Regions from separate parts of the Mus musculus genome. Here all the other regions are linked to region 3. The links are chromatin loops, found by intact Hi-C in ENCODE. Cell type or tissue: left cerebral cortex. All regions are shown on one strand.

Region 1 (5,000 bases), 74 kb after region 3:
CATTTCCCTTCTCCCAGAGTCTGGATAATAAGTGAGCCCTACCCCTCACCCCTCCCTTTTTTTTCCCCATTGCCTTAAGAGATGCTTGTAGAGTTCACTGCGAGATAAAGTACACAATCACAAAACCACTGTACTAGAAAAATAGTATTTCCTTGCTGTTACCAGGTCTCCAGTGAGTTTTGCTGTGCGCAGTAATCTTCCTTTATTTACATCCTGCTCTGTTATATGGTAGCCATATTGACGTGTTTAAGCTAACTTTAGTTTTCCCTCTTTACCATGATTGTGATTTGCAAACTATGACTGTTTCCTTGTGGTTGGGCTTTAAAAGAACAGAATGATTCATTACCCATGGGAGTGTTCAACAACACGTCAGGAAGGGAGAAATTACTGCTTATATGGTTCCCTTTTTGTATAACTTTTATATCTTTCAGACTCCATAGATTAGACACATTGGCTCGAAAGTCTTATTTCTTACTCATTGTCAGTTGTTAAATCTTTGAGCATTAATTTCTCTTCCATCACATATTTTAATTATGAAACTTTTCATATGCAGTACATGTGCACATATGTACAATGGGCATGAGAGTTAGGGAATAATTTATCGGGAATGTGTTCTTTAAGAGACCTGGAGACTGGGACTGGTAAAGCAATTGCCTATAAATGTGGGAGGCTACAAGTTCAAGAGAGACTTGAATTAATACTATGCTGCAGTCAATTTTCTTTGCCCAGCTACACAGAATACTTCTGGCTGTTGTCTCACATCTGGACTGGAAGCAGACCATGTGAGTTATTTAAACAATGCAAACATGAGGAATTTGTAACAGAGTATGTGAATACTGAAAGAGTAAAGATGAACCCAGTGACATAAAATCGTTTATACTGACACGTGTGATACTGGTTGGCTATGCTGTTTCTCTGACTTTGAAGTAAAGCTCATTATTTTAGCTCTACTGGTTATTGTGGAGATTACAGAATTGGTATGTTTAATGTGCTAATCACATAGCAAGCACCAAACAGTTCATTTTGCTTTACAGTAATTTTTAAAAATTTAGAGTAGTGTTGGTCCTATATATTGAAGTAGCTAGGAGACCAGCAAGAGGAAGAGTAAAGGCATGGCTGTCATGGTCGGTGCTGATGGGGGCATCGGACATTTTAAAATACAATTTCATTGTCTTGTTAAGGCCTGATCTGGAGAATTGCAAAAACTCTTCTCCCAGATCTTGGTGCCAGTCCTATGTTCTTCACAGGACGAACAGTTGTGGAGTAAGAAGCCCCTGGTTGTGCTTGCTTTCCTCCACTCACAAGTAACTGTTGTAGGGTTTTGTTATTTGTGAACTTGTTTACTGAGTACAACCAATGGGAACAAAAGGATCCCAAGCAGGTGCTGTGTAGTCAATTGGAGATTCGGTGAAGGACAGGCTCCTCCCAACAGCATCCTCCACTGAGTTCTCGTTAAGGTCCCTTCATACAAATATCAAGACCGTGTTGTCTATACCTGCTGTGACAGCTCACAGTCTGTGTGTGTGTGTGTGTGTGTGTGTGAGAGAGAGAGAGAGAGAGAATGAGAGAGAGAGAGTGAGAGAGAGGGAGAGAGGGAGAAAGAGAGAGAAGAAGATTCATAGTCTCTCTCTCTTTCTCTCTCTTCACCTGCCAGTTTTCCTCCATTGTAGTAGTGGGCAGCCAATGACCAGTCTTTCTGACTATTGCCATGTACACTGTATAGTAAAGGAAGGAAGGTGATCTTCATTGTGTAACATTAGATGGGTGCCTGGCGCAGGGCGGCAGAGAACAGGCTGTCTTGGTAGATAAAATATGTGGTACTAGACACAGCAGCTTGATTTAGACCTTGGAGGGATGCAACTGGCCAAGCAGAAAGTCACTGTCTAAAGTGAGGCCTTTCTGCCGTGTTCTTACATAATTTAGTCTCCTGGTTTGAAATGCGCAAGAATTTATTGCACAAATTTGACTGGAACTCTGGCTCAATTGAAGGTTCCTCTGGCACCAGCTAAATAATAGTGTCATATCCAGCATCATTTTCGCTTCTGTGTTGTTCCAGGAAGAAACTTTAATAATAATTATTATTTTTTAATATGGTGAAGAAAGGGAGATATTCACAAAGAGGCATTTCTCTAACAGAATGATACAGTCCTCTGAGTAAGCCCAGCCCATCCTGCTGTTGGTTATAGAGAAAATCATTTTCCTATTGTAAGAGATGTATTTTTCCCCTCTAGTTCCTTTCTTCTCTTTGAGAACTGTGGGAGGGCCTGTGGCACATCGCTGTGCTGGATGGGTTTCATCTGGCTTGTAGCCTGTGCCTTAAGTAACAGGGTTGTCTCTTCCGAGGGCATTGGCTCTCCATTTTTAGCATGAGTATGAAGGGTAAAAAATGGAGGAAAAGATTTCTCCATTACTAGAAAACATGATTTGAGGCCAACTGGTTAATTATGAGCCTCCAATGAAGAGAAGTGGGGCTAGTCGGGCATAGCCAGTGGTGAAATAGCTGGTCCCTGCTGCTGCTGTGTAGTTCGTGATGCACTACCTCCAAGACCTCTGGGTTAGTCTGCACTTTTACTTTTTAGATTTGTATTATTTATTTACTTGTTGTTACTGTTTTGTCATCTTCTTTCTGGTATTGGGCATTGGACTCAGGCTCTGTGTTTGCTAGGCAAGGACTCTACCACTCAGCTACATCCAGCCAAGCTTTTGTCTCCATGGGCTTTCTCTCCTCACCTCTTTCCCTTCTGCCTTTAAACTCTGGTTTGTTGTTTGTGGGCTTTTTACTGTTCTTGCCAGTGAAGGAGTTTCCCCTTTCAACACTGACTCACGCTTCTGGTTCATCTACAAAATTCCTAGCTAGGTACAAGAGAGTCTTCTCAGTGATGCTAATTATTTTTTATTTCTCGTCTGTTCCATCTGTTCATGTGAACAGCAGATGAATTCCTTTCATTTAGCCAAACTTCATGCCTGTTTTCTGTATCACTGCCTGTTACTCTTCTAGAACAAAGGAAGGACTCTACAACCCGGCCCTGTCTTCTCCTTTCCTTACTTTCCTTTACTGTTTGATTGGTGGCAGTGCAGTGGAGGTCAGACTGAGATCTGGTACAGGATGGCTGTGTGCTCTGCTACTGAGGTGCGGCTTTAGCTCTTTCTGTTTCTTGTGGTGCTGGAGGGCCTCTGCTTGTTTCGCAGACATGCCAGCACTGCGTTCCACCCAGCTCCCCTTCATCTCACTTCCCAGATACCACAACAGACTTTTGCATAGACTTAGTCTCAAATTTATAAGGCTTTGGACAACAATTTTTCCCTTTCTTTTTCTTTTCTTTTCCTTTTCTTTATAATTGTTAGTTAATGGTCTGTTTTTAGTAATAGCTGAGGTATCTCTAGCTCATCAGTTAGTTCATCTTTCCTTGAACTGTAAGGATTTCTGATTCCTTGTAGCTCCTGGCTCTTTACAGTTTGTCTCTGCGCCCCCCCCCACCTCCCCTCATGATAAGTAATAAGAGTTCATTGTGTTAAACTTGTAAAGAGACAGAAGATTGCCTTAAAGATTTAGCCAAGAGGCCATGGTGACATGTGCCTGTCTCTATTCCCAGATCTTAGGGTGCAGAGGCAGGAGGATGGCAAGTGCAGGGTCAATTTAGACTTCATAGCAACATTCTGTCATTAGAAAAAAGGCTAAATTAGAGAAGAACATATTGATTGCTTGGATTTTATTTCTCACAATTGTGCATTGTTATTTCAAGCCTAGGTGCTCTGGTAGGATCATTAAATTGCCAGTAGTTCTTAGTCAGCTAATATACTGTGAGAGAGGCCTTCTTCAGTGGATCTGCTAACTGTGTTCTAGAGCTGGGTGAGAACTCTTCTTTGTAACCCACGTGGAGATGTACCCATTTCACTTATGCCCATAATCACAATAAGTACATTTTGATTTTTCAGAAATCTTTCCTGTTTTCTCTTCTGACTGTTCACCCTTGGCACTTTTTTGTTTGTTTGTTTTTTGTTTTTTGAGACAGGGTTTCTCTGTGTAGCCCTGGCTGTCCTGGAACTCACTCTGTAGACCAGGCTGGCCTTGAACTCAGAAATCCGCCTGCCTCTGACCCCCCCCCCCCCCCCATCCCAGTGCTGAGATTAAAGGCATGCGCCACCACGCCTGGCTTCCCTTGGCACTTTCTAACATTCCCTTGCTGGACACTTTAGAAAAGCATTTTTCTCCTTCACACTAATCTTCCCACGTGAGGTGTGGCTCGTAAGATAAGACCTATATGAAGTAATTAAATTATAGTAATGTAGAAAGTGATTAATGCTGTAATGTTACTTTATCTCTTCTGTCTCTTGACATTAGCTCTCTTGTTAACACAAGATGGTATAAAACTTAACTCAGTTAAGTAGATTTTATTTTCTCGTGGAATTTGTATTTTCCAGCCTGCTCTCTGAGCATGAACTCAAGAGTTCAATTAATTTCAACTGCTACGTGGGTTTTGCCTTGTTTTCTCTGAAAAACCATTTAAAGGCAAAAACTGAGGCCAATCACCATGTAGACTAGTAGTAGCTCCTACCATGCTCACTGTCAGGAGCCAGACTTCCATTATTTGATTGGTAGCAAACAGTCTGCTTACCCAGATCATCTGGTGCCAGGAGATGTTTAAAGAATATTACCTGTGGATTAAGGTGCCTCATTTCACCTTTGGCTTCTGGATTACTAACCTTGAACCTTGTTCTCTTTGAGTATGCTGTTCCTTTCTGTCTAGTTACCCTGAATCCTCTCTACTCCTCTGGGGAAGCTGCCGCCGCCATTGTTTCTCATCAGAGCAGGGTTTTGTGTGTGTGTGTGTGTGTGTGTGTGTGTGTGTGTGTGTGTGTGTGTGTGTCGGGGGGTGGGGGGGGGGAAGGTTTTCGCCCAGTTTTGTGTGGGAAGCCACACCTGTGCAGAAAGGACAGATGGGGCAAGTCTCCGGGACTGTCTTCTTTTGAAGTTTCCTTCAGTGAGTCTGGGATCCACC
Region 2 (5,000 bases), 210 kb after region 3:
CGGCTAAGGCAGGAAGATTGGCATAGTTCCAGGCCAGCCTGGAGTACAGTCTCAAAACAGTAATAATAGCAAACAAAACATGAGGTAGGAGAAAGAGAAACACAACCTTAAATTACAAACAGATGAGACTCACTTGGAGATTCTGAAACAGTAAATAAGCATTGTGATACTCTTAGAGAGCTAACCGTCCTGCTCTGAAACCCAGAAGTTCTAGATTCAGAGACCAGTGGGACAGACTGCTAGTTTGGGCCAAGGCAGGGTACCCTGTTCCATAGTATTTTAATGGTATGTCATCTTCAGTGAGAATGGAAATGCCCGTATCTGGGAGTGGACCATAGGGCTCAAAGGATAAAATAGTGTTTCAGGAGACAAGAGGGAGGGCTTCAATTAGTTCAATAGCCACTTCAAATATTTTTCTGAACAAGGCAAAGTAATAAAGTCATCAGTAAAAATAAAATTTGTTCAGCATAGTTTAAGGGAGCCACAGACCTTGTAGCTGAAACACTTAAGGATTCTGATTTTCAGATTCCTCAACAATTGTTTCATTCAGACAAGCCAAATTATCTTGGTATGATGATGGTGACCAGGGGTTGAAGGAAACAGCAAGGCCCTATGGCAATTCTGTGTCAGCCTGTGTCAGCCAGGGGCTTTTCATTGTGGAACCCTCTGTGGAGTGTGTCAGACTTCTGTGGCCTCCAAGTCAAACTGTTCAATTGATCCTGTCTCACTTGGGTTCTGTGTGCCAAAGAAACATTGTATAATCCTCCACTTGGAATGCCTTTGGCTGATCGCTGGGAAGATTCCTTCTGAACTCTTCGACTTCGCAGAAGGCTGCCAGTGCTTTTTGTGGTCTTATTAGTTCAGAGTCTTGGTTTAGGTGAGATAAGGGTGATCCTTGGTAGAAACAAAACCTGTCATTCACAGAGAGTACGAGCCCTGAGAAGGAGCCAGAAGCAGGGCTGTGTGCTTTTTCCTTTACAGTTCCTCCTCCTCTTCCTTTTCTACTTCAACAAGGGTTCCTTGCTGAATCTTCTTAGGGCAGGGAATGGTGAAGAGGAAGTTTCCAGGGATCTGAGAGGTCCATTGGCATGTGTTCAGTTATAGCACAGTCTCTCTGGTTGTGCCCATTGCATTCCATGGCATTTTCAGAATACATTTTGGTAGAGGGTTGTTTGTTGTAGTTTTCTCTCAGCACCATTACATCAGCTTGCTGGCATTTTCTATTTACCAACTAGCACTGGTGAAAAGGCATCCTAGATTAGGCTACTCTCCACTAGCCTAGCTTTATGAGGGAGTCTGCTTGGCCAGAAAGATTATAGAAGCAGACCCTGGATGAAAGACAGGAAACATAAAAAATAATTTGATGATTTAAAACTAAAAGGAGGAAATAATTTGATGATTTAAAATTAAAAGGAGGAATGGACGGATGGCTCAGCAGCTAAGTGCACTTGTTTGCAGATTTGGTTCTAGCACCCACATGGCAGCTCACAACTCTCTGTAACACCAGTCCCAGGGGATCTGACACCCCCTTTTGGTCTCCACAGGCACCAAGCAAACACATGTATGTAGACCTACATGCAAGCAAAGCATATATATAACAGTTAATAATTATTTTTTAAGAGAAATGTTATGACATTTCTTGTAGTGAGTAGCCTCAGCATGAACAGTACACACTACTTGTAAGAAGTATCTTGGTTGCTATGAGAACTGCCTCTCAATTTACATCATTTAACCTGTTCATTATTGAACAATGAAATAAATGGTCTTGGCCCTTCTCTTCTGCCCTAGGTCATTGCTCCCCTTGCAGCTTGTTCATAAAGTTGCTGGGGTCTCTCCAACTGATGTCTGGATTTGCATGAAATTGTACAGTTTGTATGGGAGCTACACACTTGAAAGTTGCCTGGTGTGGGCCACCATGCGCATTCCCTCAGTTGGCCTTTACAAGGCCTCACAGACTTTGACTCACCACGCATGAGGCCACCGAAGCCCTGGGAGCTGTGCCTCATAGGAACATTCCTATTCTGACGGAGAGGTGCCAGGCATCGCCCCATATGTGCAGAAATGAGGCACAGAAGTCCCTGTCATATGTGGGAAGCATCTGAGACAAATGCAGTCACTACTGAAGCTTTTTTCCATTTATTTCAATTACTTAGAGGTTTTGGAAAGGTTTAACCAGGGTTTCTTTTCTCTTTGCCTATGAAAAAATAAATGAGAAGTACATCTTCTATGGCTCCCTGCTAACAGGGTTCTAAAATGGGCTGTGGAAGAACTTGACATTGGCGCTCTCAGGCTTCCCTGTGTGTAGTCCTCCCTTCTGTGTAGTCTAATGTTGCTTTACATAGAATTCCCGGATAAACACTGGGACTCCTGTGCACACCTTTACTGTGGATGAAGGTGGCTAAGTCTACCAGTCAGCAGACTAGCAGAGAAGTCCCTGTTTCCCTGCCCTTGTGTGCCTCCTTTTCCTGAGCTTGTACATCTGCTAGTGATTTTTCTAGGGTTAATTTGGGTGTTTTTATTTTTAAATTGGAACATGGTGTCTGTCTCTTCTCGGTGTGTGTTTTGGATGCAGCCCCTGTGCTAGGCATGCGGTTATTAACTCCACTGATACGCCAGTTCACTCATTAGCATTTGCATTTTAAATTACAAGCTAGAGCAGACGACATTTATGCTATATTTGTACCATTGCCTTCTTCATGAATGATGTTGTATGTGCAGGGAATGCAGAAATAACTCTAAGGCCCTGATATATTTTAGTCTGTTTTTCAGCAAACTGCTATTTCTTTTTACTCTTGATTCTCATTGTTTAACAGGGAATTTTTTTTATTCTTTTCCAAGTTTAGATATGCTCGTGAGTGCTACTGATTGGGAAATGGTAACAACAACAACCCTTCGTATCAAAATAGGCATATTGCGTAGAGTGGCCATCTTTCTCACTCATGTGGTATTCCTTGTAAGCAGCCTGCTTTGATTTGAAGAGAGCAGAGTTTTCTCCTTCCCAGAGCAGTGGGTGGAAGACATGGTAACAGATACTTGTTCTTGCCTGTATCTGTGCTCCCATCCCCCCTTGTAAAAGCCAGTGGTTACTTACACCTGCTATTGCTCAGCACTGCAGGGGAAGAAAAGAAGATGGTGGAGGCCTTCGAAGGGTTAGCATTTGGACTTCACTGCCCTGCATACTAGATCGTGAATTGCCAGCACAGAAGTAGCCCCTTAAGATGAGAGGTGCCAGCAGTTAAATCCTCTTGCCCAGCCCCTGCTCATGGTAGATAGCAACTTCATCATAAAGATCTCGAGAACCAAATGAAAACTGCACAGTCATGGACTGGGACCAGAGCCTTCCCAGCCTCTCCCAGCTCTTCCTAACCTGGAGCTTGCTGATTAAGGGCAGAAAGCTTGCATTGGCTGATCAGCACACATGTAGTGCTTTTTCTATAATTCAATATCTGATTTTGTTTCTTTAAGTTCTGACTTACAGGGACCTTTTTTGGTAAAAGACCAGTTCTTTTACACCCCCCCCACACACACACACACACACTCACTATACACTTTTAAAATAGTGTAAAAGGGTCTCAAATGCATATTGCAAATCAAGGTGCATTCTGGGTAGACAACCAAAATTCTGCAGTTGATATAAGTAATTTCCCTTATTTCTTTCTAAAGCAAGCTTGCTCAGTCTCTCTCTCTCTCTCTCTCTCTCTCTCTCTCTCTCTCTCTCTCTCTCTCTCTCTCTCTCTCCTCTGCTAACTAATTCCTGAGTAAATAAGATATAAGCACCTACGAGGCTGGTGAGGTACAAGCTTGTAATTCACTAACTCAGAGCCTGATGCCTGCAGCTGGGCATGTGCTCTCTGGCTGAACATTGCCTGCTATGTGCAGGGCTTTGAGCCTAGACCTTAGCACTAATTTTCAAAAATACAATAAAATCTGTCTTATTGCTGCACATAATATGTCATACACTAAGTAATAAAAGACATTACATGGCCTGGACAGATGTAATTCTAAGCCTCCTTTCATGATGGTATGCCTCCTGCTATGAGTTTGAACTTGCGGTAAGTACTATCACATCATATTTATCAGTTATTGAGAGGATAGGCCTAGTAAAACGAAGGTCTAGACTAGACTTGGCTCCTTTGGTTTCTTCATCATAGTAGCATTTGAGCCGTATTACTTCCCTAACTTCCACTTCACATATCTGATACAGGCTTCTGTGTGTCTTCTAATTGTATCAGTTGGTCTTATACACATCTTACCTGGGCTGGGCTGAATCAGAGTTTCCCCTAGGAAATTCACACCCAGCATGACAGATACTTAGGTTCACCAAGGGACTCCAAAGTCCAGTGAGTCCTTCCATGTCCATTTCACAGTCCAAGTTCTGCTGACTCTGCCACATGCCTTTGCATCAGTTCATCTTCTGTGAACAAAACACACATGAAGTTCTCTAAGACCTTGTAGACAGTGTGCAGCAGCTTGGGTGATAAGTGCTAACCTAACAGGACACTCTGAATTCAATCCCCAGCCCTCTGTAAGTGAAGGCAGAAAGATCTAAGATTGGTATGATCCATGGCTACATAGCAAGTTTTAAAATGGCCAGCCTGGACCCAACCCTGTCTCAACGCCTGAACAAAATAAAAAGGTAATGGACCAGATAAAATTAATAGAAAATTGCTCCATACCTCTGCATCTCTTCTATGGAAAGTCCCTTTTGGGTACATTCAGTGTTTACCACCTGTGAGCACATGCATTCTGTGCTCAGTCTTTGGCTTCTTTGGTTTCTAGGCCTGTTTCTTGGTGAACCTGTTCTCTGAAAACAAAACTGTACCTTATAGGATAGCCTGCATGGCAAGGAGTTGGTAAGTGGTCCCCAGAGACATCAGGTGGTAAGGCAGGACAGAAGACCTTTGCAGTCCACTTGGTTGGTATAGCAGTGGGCATTAGTAACATTTACAGATGCTACTTAAGGGTGCTGATGAAAGCAAGACAGATAGCTCTCTAAAGAG
Region 3 (5,000 bases):
TCAGTCTTTAGTGTGGTATCAAGGCTCCAGCTCGATCATTCATGCCTTCAGCTTTCCGTATTGTCTGTTGTAGACTGCCTTTCCTCACCTACTGAATTCCCATCCTGTCCACAGCCATCTGACCACAAATGCAAAGCTTCATTTTTGTCCTTTTTTCACTCGTCTGAATTGCAAGTCTTTATGACAGTTCTATATGGCTTCTATTATTGTAGCTTTGTAGTAACTTTTGAGATAAAGAAACATGTGCTATCCAGTTTTGTTATTTTTGCCTATTTGGTGGCCCTTTGAGCTCCAAAGTGAAAATTTTTTTAACATGTTTTTCTATTTCTGCAAGGCCAGATCAAACCGATGTCAAACAACCTATCAGGCCACTTTGGGTGCTCATTTAAGTAGTACATATAGTAAGCCATGAACAATACCAATTGGCTTGTTAGCTTACTTTGTTTCTTAATACTATGGTAAAAATACCCTGACAAAACTTAAACAGTAAATGAATACTTCTGGTGTTCATTGGCTCTTCTAGCTTAGGCTACCAAATCCACATTCTAGTCACAATATATTTCCTAAGAACCACACAGGTTTGTGACAGCAACACCTCACACCTGCTACTGATTTCTCTCCTAGCTTTTCTTTCCTCTTTTAGCAAAACTGACTAAAAGCAACTCACAGGAAGTTTCTTTAGCTTATAGCTCATCATGGCAGGGAAGTTGTAGTAGAGGAGCCCAAGGAACTAGTTTTATTGTATCTATAGTCAGAGCAAGGTAACATTGAATGTGTGCATGCCAGTGCCCAGGGCCTGCCTACTCTCCTCTTCATTCTGCCCAGGCCCAGGCTGTGACTGGGTGCTGATGAAGGTGCTGATGCTGGTGCTAGTGATGGTGGTGTTGATGATAGTGGTTCTGGTTTGTGATCTTCCCACCTCAGTTAACCAACTTAAGAAAATGCCTCACAGGCATGCTCAAGGACTAATCTCGGGGTTGGTTCTAGATTTTGTCAAGTTTACAACAGTATTAATATGTATCACACATAGCCTGTGCACACAGATTACCTGTAAATCTGTGAAACTGCATATGAAAAGAAAGTAAAAGTAGTTACATTTGGGATTTTGATAGAATTGTATCAAATTGACAAATTGACAAAATCAAACCAACCAACAATAATAATATTGTTATTAACCAGCAAAAATAATATCGACATTGGCAATATTAGATCTTACCCATAATCATGGATATGGTTCCATTTATCTTTTGTCTAATGGTTCTTATCTGTATGCATGGTAAATGTGTGCAAGTGTCTGTGCAGGCCAATAGTTAGGTAAAATGGCTAGCTACAAAGTTCCTGAAATCCTCTTGTTCCTGCCTCTCAGTACTGGGATTCTGGGCATGCCTGTCACACTCACCTTTTTTCATGGGTGTTGTGAGGGTAGAGCGATCTCAGCTGAGGTCCTCATGCTTGCCCAGGGAGCCCTTTGCCTACTAAGCCACTTCTCAAGCTCCCTCAGTGTTTTTTTTTTAGTTTGTACTGTATACATTTTTACTTCCTTGGTTATTCCTAAGCAGTTTGCTGTTTGTGATGCTTGCTATTGGGGATAAAATTTAGATGTTATTGTTAGTATATAGAAATTACTGATTTTTGTCTTCCACTACTTTATTAATTCATGAGTTGATTTAATAATATTTGAGGAATCTTGGAGTTTTCTTCATATATGTCTTATGAACAGTTTAATTTTATTCTCCTAAAATTTGTATGCCTTTTATTTGTTTTTCTGCTTAATTTCTAGATTTATGTTGAATGCAAGTAGCTTTTTGATAAAGCTTTAGGACTGGCCAATATATTTTTATATAGTCATTCAGAGACGGCAAAATACAAACAAGTGAAAAATTTGTCACTCACCTGACCTTTGTCAAAGAAGGAACTACATGATGATAAGGAAGTTGTAGGGATGGTTTGGCCAGAACATTAGCCTCCACCGCACTGCAGATAGGCTAAGACTTGTTTGGAAGATTTCATTAACAGTCCAGTTTGCAAATGAATTAGAAGAGATTTAGGAATATTCTTAGGATGGTTCCAGAACAGTTAATGCTGAGAGTCCATTGCTACCCTAATGTCCTTTGGTATTTTGTGTGAGTGTGGTGCATTTGTTATAATTGATGAACCAATATAGATAATGCTGGTATTAAATGAAGTCATCATTTTATTTAGATTTCTCTTAATATCTTTTTTTCTTTCTCATTAATATTAAATTTGCTTATTTTACTTCCTTACAGCATCTTAGACTCTCCGTGTTTTCCTTGTGCCCTTGATTGTTTTGAGGAGTTGTGAGGTAGTTTGTAAGGTGTCACCCACCCATAGAAATTTGTCTGATGTGCAGCGTCCTCTTAGTTATTTCTGATATATTTGGTTATACCAGGATATTGCTATGATTATTAACTTTTATTAAAAGCAAGCTTGCATTTGTACTTTTATGATGGAAGACAGAGACTAAGCATAGTACATGATCCTAGGTACAGGAGAAAGATCAGATATCAGAGATCAGTAAGGTGAAGGGCATGGATTTCATTTCTGATGGGCGGTCTCATCAAAGGGCAGTCCCCGGTTGTCCTGTAGAAGCCCTGTTTGGTTTGATGGGCTCTCTGTCTCTTTCTATACCAAGATTGATATAGAGTTGTTGTTGGGTGTGTATGCAGTGCTGACATATTGGAGGGTGTTTGTACCTCAGAAGGTGGTTGTAAGCATGCATCAACTGATGCATGCTGCAGGACTCTATGAAGCCAAATAGAACAGCTCCTGGATTCACAGTGAGCATTGAAGGGGCCTGTGCAGATTGTCACTATGGCAGGGGACCAAAGAAAGGATCAGTATTTCTTTTTTCCTGACACAGCTCAGTAGTTCTCTCGACAGTGGTGGCCTTTAGCTTATATCTTACCATCATGAAAACATTTTTTCCTTTGCAACTAGACTTCAAGTGATGCAGAAGGAATTGGATTTAGTGTGTGTAATCTTGAGTCCAGATGGTGACTTGTTCCTTATAGATTTCTGCTCCTGAGCCTTGGGTGATCTCTTGGTGTGTCTGTATGAGGATGGCGTGGTTAGAGATCTGTAGCTTATACTTCAGTTCTCCTGATGAAAAGCTCCCTGAGAAATATAGCCATTCAAGGGTGGTCTATTCAGGGGTGGTGATGAGCAGGCTCTGGGTGGGATCCACTCTGCATTTTACTTACTGCACAGTGTGTGTCGATACCCAGTAGTTTATTGCTTCTTCCATGTCTTTGTACGCAATTGCTGTTTGCTGGGCAGTAATGGCACCATTTACAGAGGAGTAGACCTCCCCCCCCCATACACACACAGGCGCACACTTCCTTTCTTCCCTCCTGCCCTCCCTCTGAAAGCTGAGCCTTGCATCCCTTGGCAGCATCTGAGTGCGCAGCTCTGAAGAGGAGGTTGCTAATCAGGGATATGCCAAGCAGAGAATCTGCTGCTGTGGCCTAAAATTTAAGCTTCAAGAATCCATTTACTGCTGTCGCTAACATGTTCTAAGGGGTGATGAGCACCAGCCTTGTCAGAGGGGACGCTTAGATCCTCCCATTCTGGGAAGGGGGAGGTGTGACACTGGGATACTTTCCCTGGCGTCCTTGCTCTCTGAGCATGCTCACCAGCAAGCACTGTCAAAATTTTTTTTCGTGCCTTGCTGTAAGGAAGTTCTGTATGTTTTTTTGGCAACTGACAATTTAATAAGAGTTAATTTGAGTTTGAGAGTAAGTACAGATCTGTCCAAGAGTAAGATTTTTGAAATATTGTGAGATGTGTGCATTTGAGATGACTGAAGATTGTCTTATTTTCCTTTGGGTATCCTTTTGAAAGAATTATTGACTGGCTAGGAACTGTTTTGCTGGTATTGCTTAGAGGGATTTTTTCTTCTCTTTGTTTGCAGTTAGAATAGTAGACTAGCACACTTAGTCTTGAGTAAGACACGTCATGAAGCCCACAACCCTCAGATTGAGACATAGTCATGGGGCCTTTTCTGTTTGGGCCTGTTGTCCACTGTTGATAGCTTTGGGAAGGTATTTTATTGATATGAGTTCTTGGCATTAATATGTCTAGTATCTATATTTTTGGTTGTATGTTCTAGACAGTAAGTACCTTGGAGGTTTTTTTGTCTTGATTTTGATAAATGTAGAAAGCTCTTGGATTTGGAGGGTCTTGGTACCTTTTGATACTACCCAGTTCTGATAACCAGCCCTAACCCTAGTTTGACCTCATATTATATATTTTTATTACCTGTGATCTTCAAGTTTTTCTGTCCAGGAACTCAGGTTTGACACTGACTTTTGCTCTGTTCAGAGTTACAGGGTAATCTTAAATGTACAGTAGAAAAATAACAACTCCTAATTTTCTTTGGTCTGCTTAGATCCTTCATTATCTGTGGCCTTTTCTCTCTGCTGCTTCCATTATTCACAGTGGTCAAACCCAGACCTTTCCGTCTGCCAGCCACAGCCTTCCATGCACGCACAGCTGGGTTCTAACTGGCATCTGTTTCCTTCTTTCTCTTTGGTTTACTAAGCTACGGCCACTTTCTGTGGTGCATATTTTCTAACTTGGTTCTGCTGTTTGCTCATTCTTAAGATTGTCCCTCAGAGCATTCTTTATTCTTTTTGGTATGTGATTTGCTGGTTCTTTGTAAAGGTGGAGAATAGATGTTTTTGATGGGTCTACAAATAAATGAGTGTATTCTTTGCTGAAGAATTTTGGGCCTTCTACGAAATAGGCCTCCTTTAAGACATTTCCCAGTGTTCATCTATCATGGGAACAGACAGTCTAGGTGCTTTTGTTTCATGCATAAAAGAGAGAAATTTCGTCAGTCTTCCCTCCCTTGTGGCAGCTGACCCTGTAGTTCAGCCATTCAGAGATTCCTGATGGGGGCCTGATCGAAGCATAGATGAGTGATTTTCACTCTGCAGATGGAATGAACGGTGACCAAATTTTGTAGTCAGCTACTTCCT

Evidence for each region. Hi-C counts contacts between places; a loop is a spot of excess contacts. Peaks named below come from ENCODE experiments on the same cell type or tissue, not always from the same donor. Only the 100,000 strongest peaks of a DNase experiment are listed, where the experiment ranks them.
Region 1: it touches region 3 in a loop (3-fold over the local background); 2 of 42 quality-filtered maps call a loop at or near these places.
Region 2: a loop joins it to region 3, with 2.3 times the contacts of the local background. A loop is called at or near these places in 4 of 42 quality-filtered maps.

What each region holds. Positions count from the first base shown.
Region 1 is chr6:28,613,305-28,618,304 of GRCm38, forward strand. The region is part of intron 10 of Snd1 (staphylococcal nuclease and tudor domain containing 1); the gene reads left to right. Among named protein-coding and RNA genes, the nearest start is that of Snd1, 140 kb to the left of the region's middle. In left cerebral cortex, no CTCF peak of the experiment used is centred here; DNase peaks (open chromatin) are centred at 1,879, 2,279 and 2,846; H3K27ac peaks cover 2,814 bases.
Region 2 is chr6:28,751,359-28,756,358 of GRCm38, forward strand. All of the region lies in intron 15 of Snd1 (staphylococcal nuclease and tudor domain containing 1), which reads left to right. Among named protein-coding and RNA genes, the nearest start is that of Lrrc4, 78 kb to the right of the region's middle. In left cerebral cortex, no CTCF peak of the experiment used is centred here; DNase peaks (open chromatin) are centred at 2,062, 2,489 and 2,973; H3K27ac peaks cover 3,533 bases.
Region 3 is chr6:28,539,001-28,544,000 of GRCm38, forward strand. All of the region lies in intron 9 of Snd1 (staphylococcal nuclease and tudor domain containing 1), which reads left to right. Among named protein-coding and RNA genes, the nearest start is that of Snd1, 61 kb to the left of the region's middle. In left cerebral cortex, no CTCF peak of the experiment used is centred here; DNase peaks (open chromatin) are centred at 3,102 and 3,508; H3K27ac peaks cover 2,309 bases.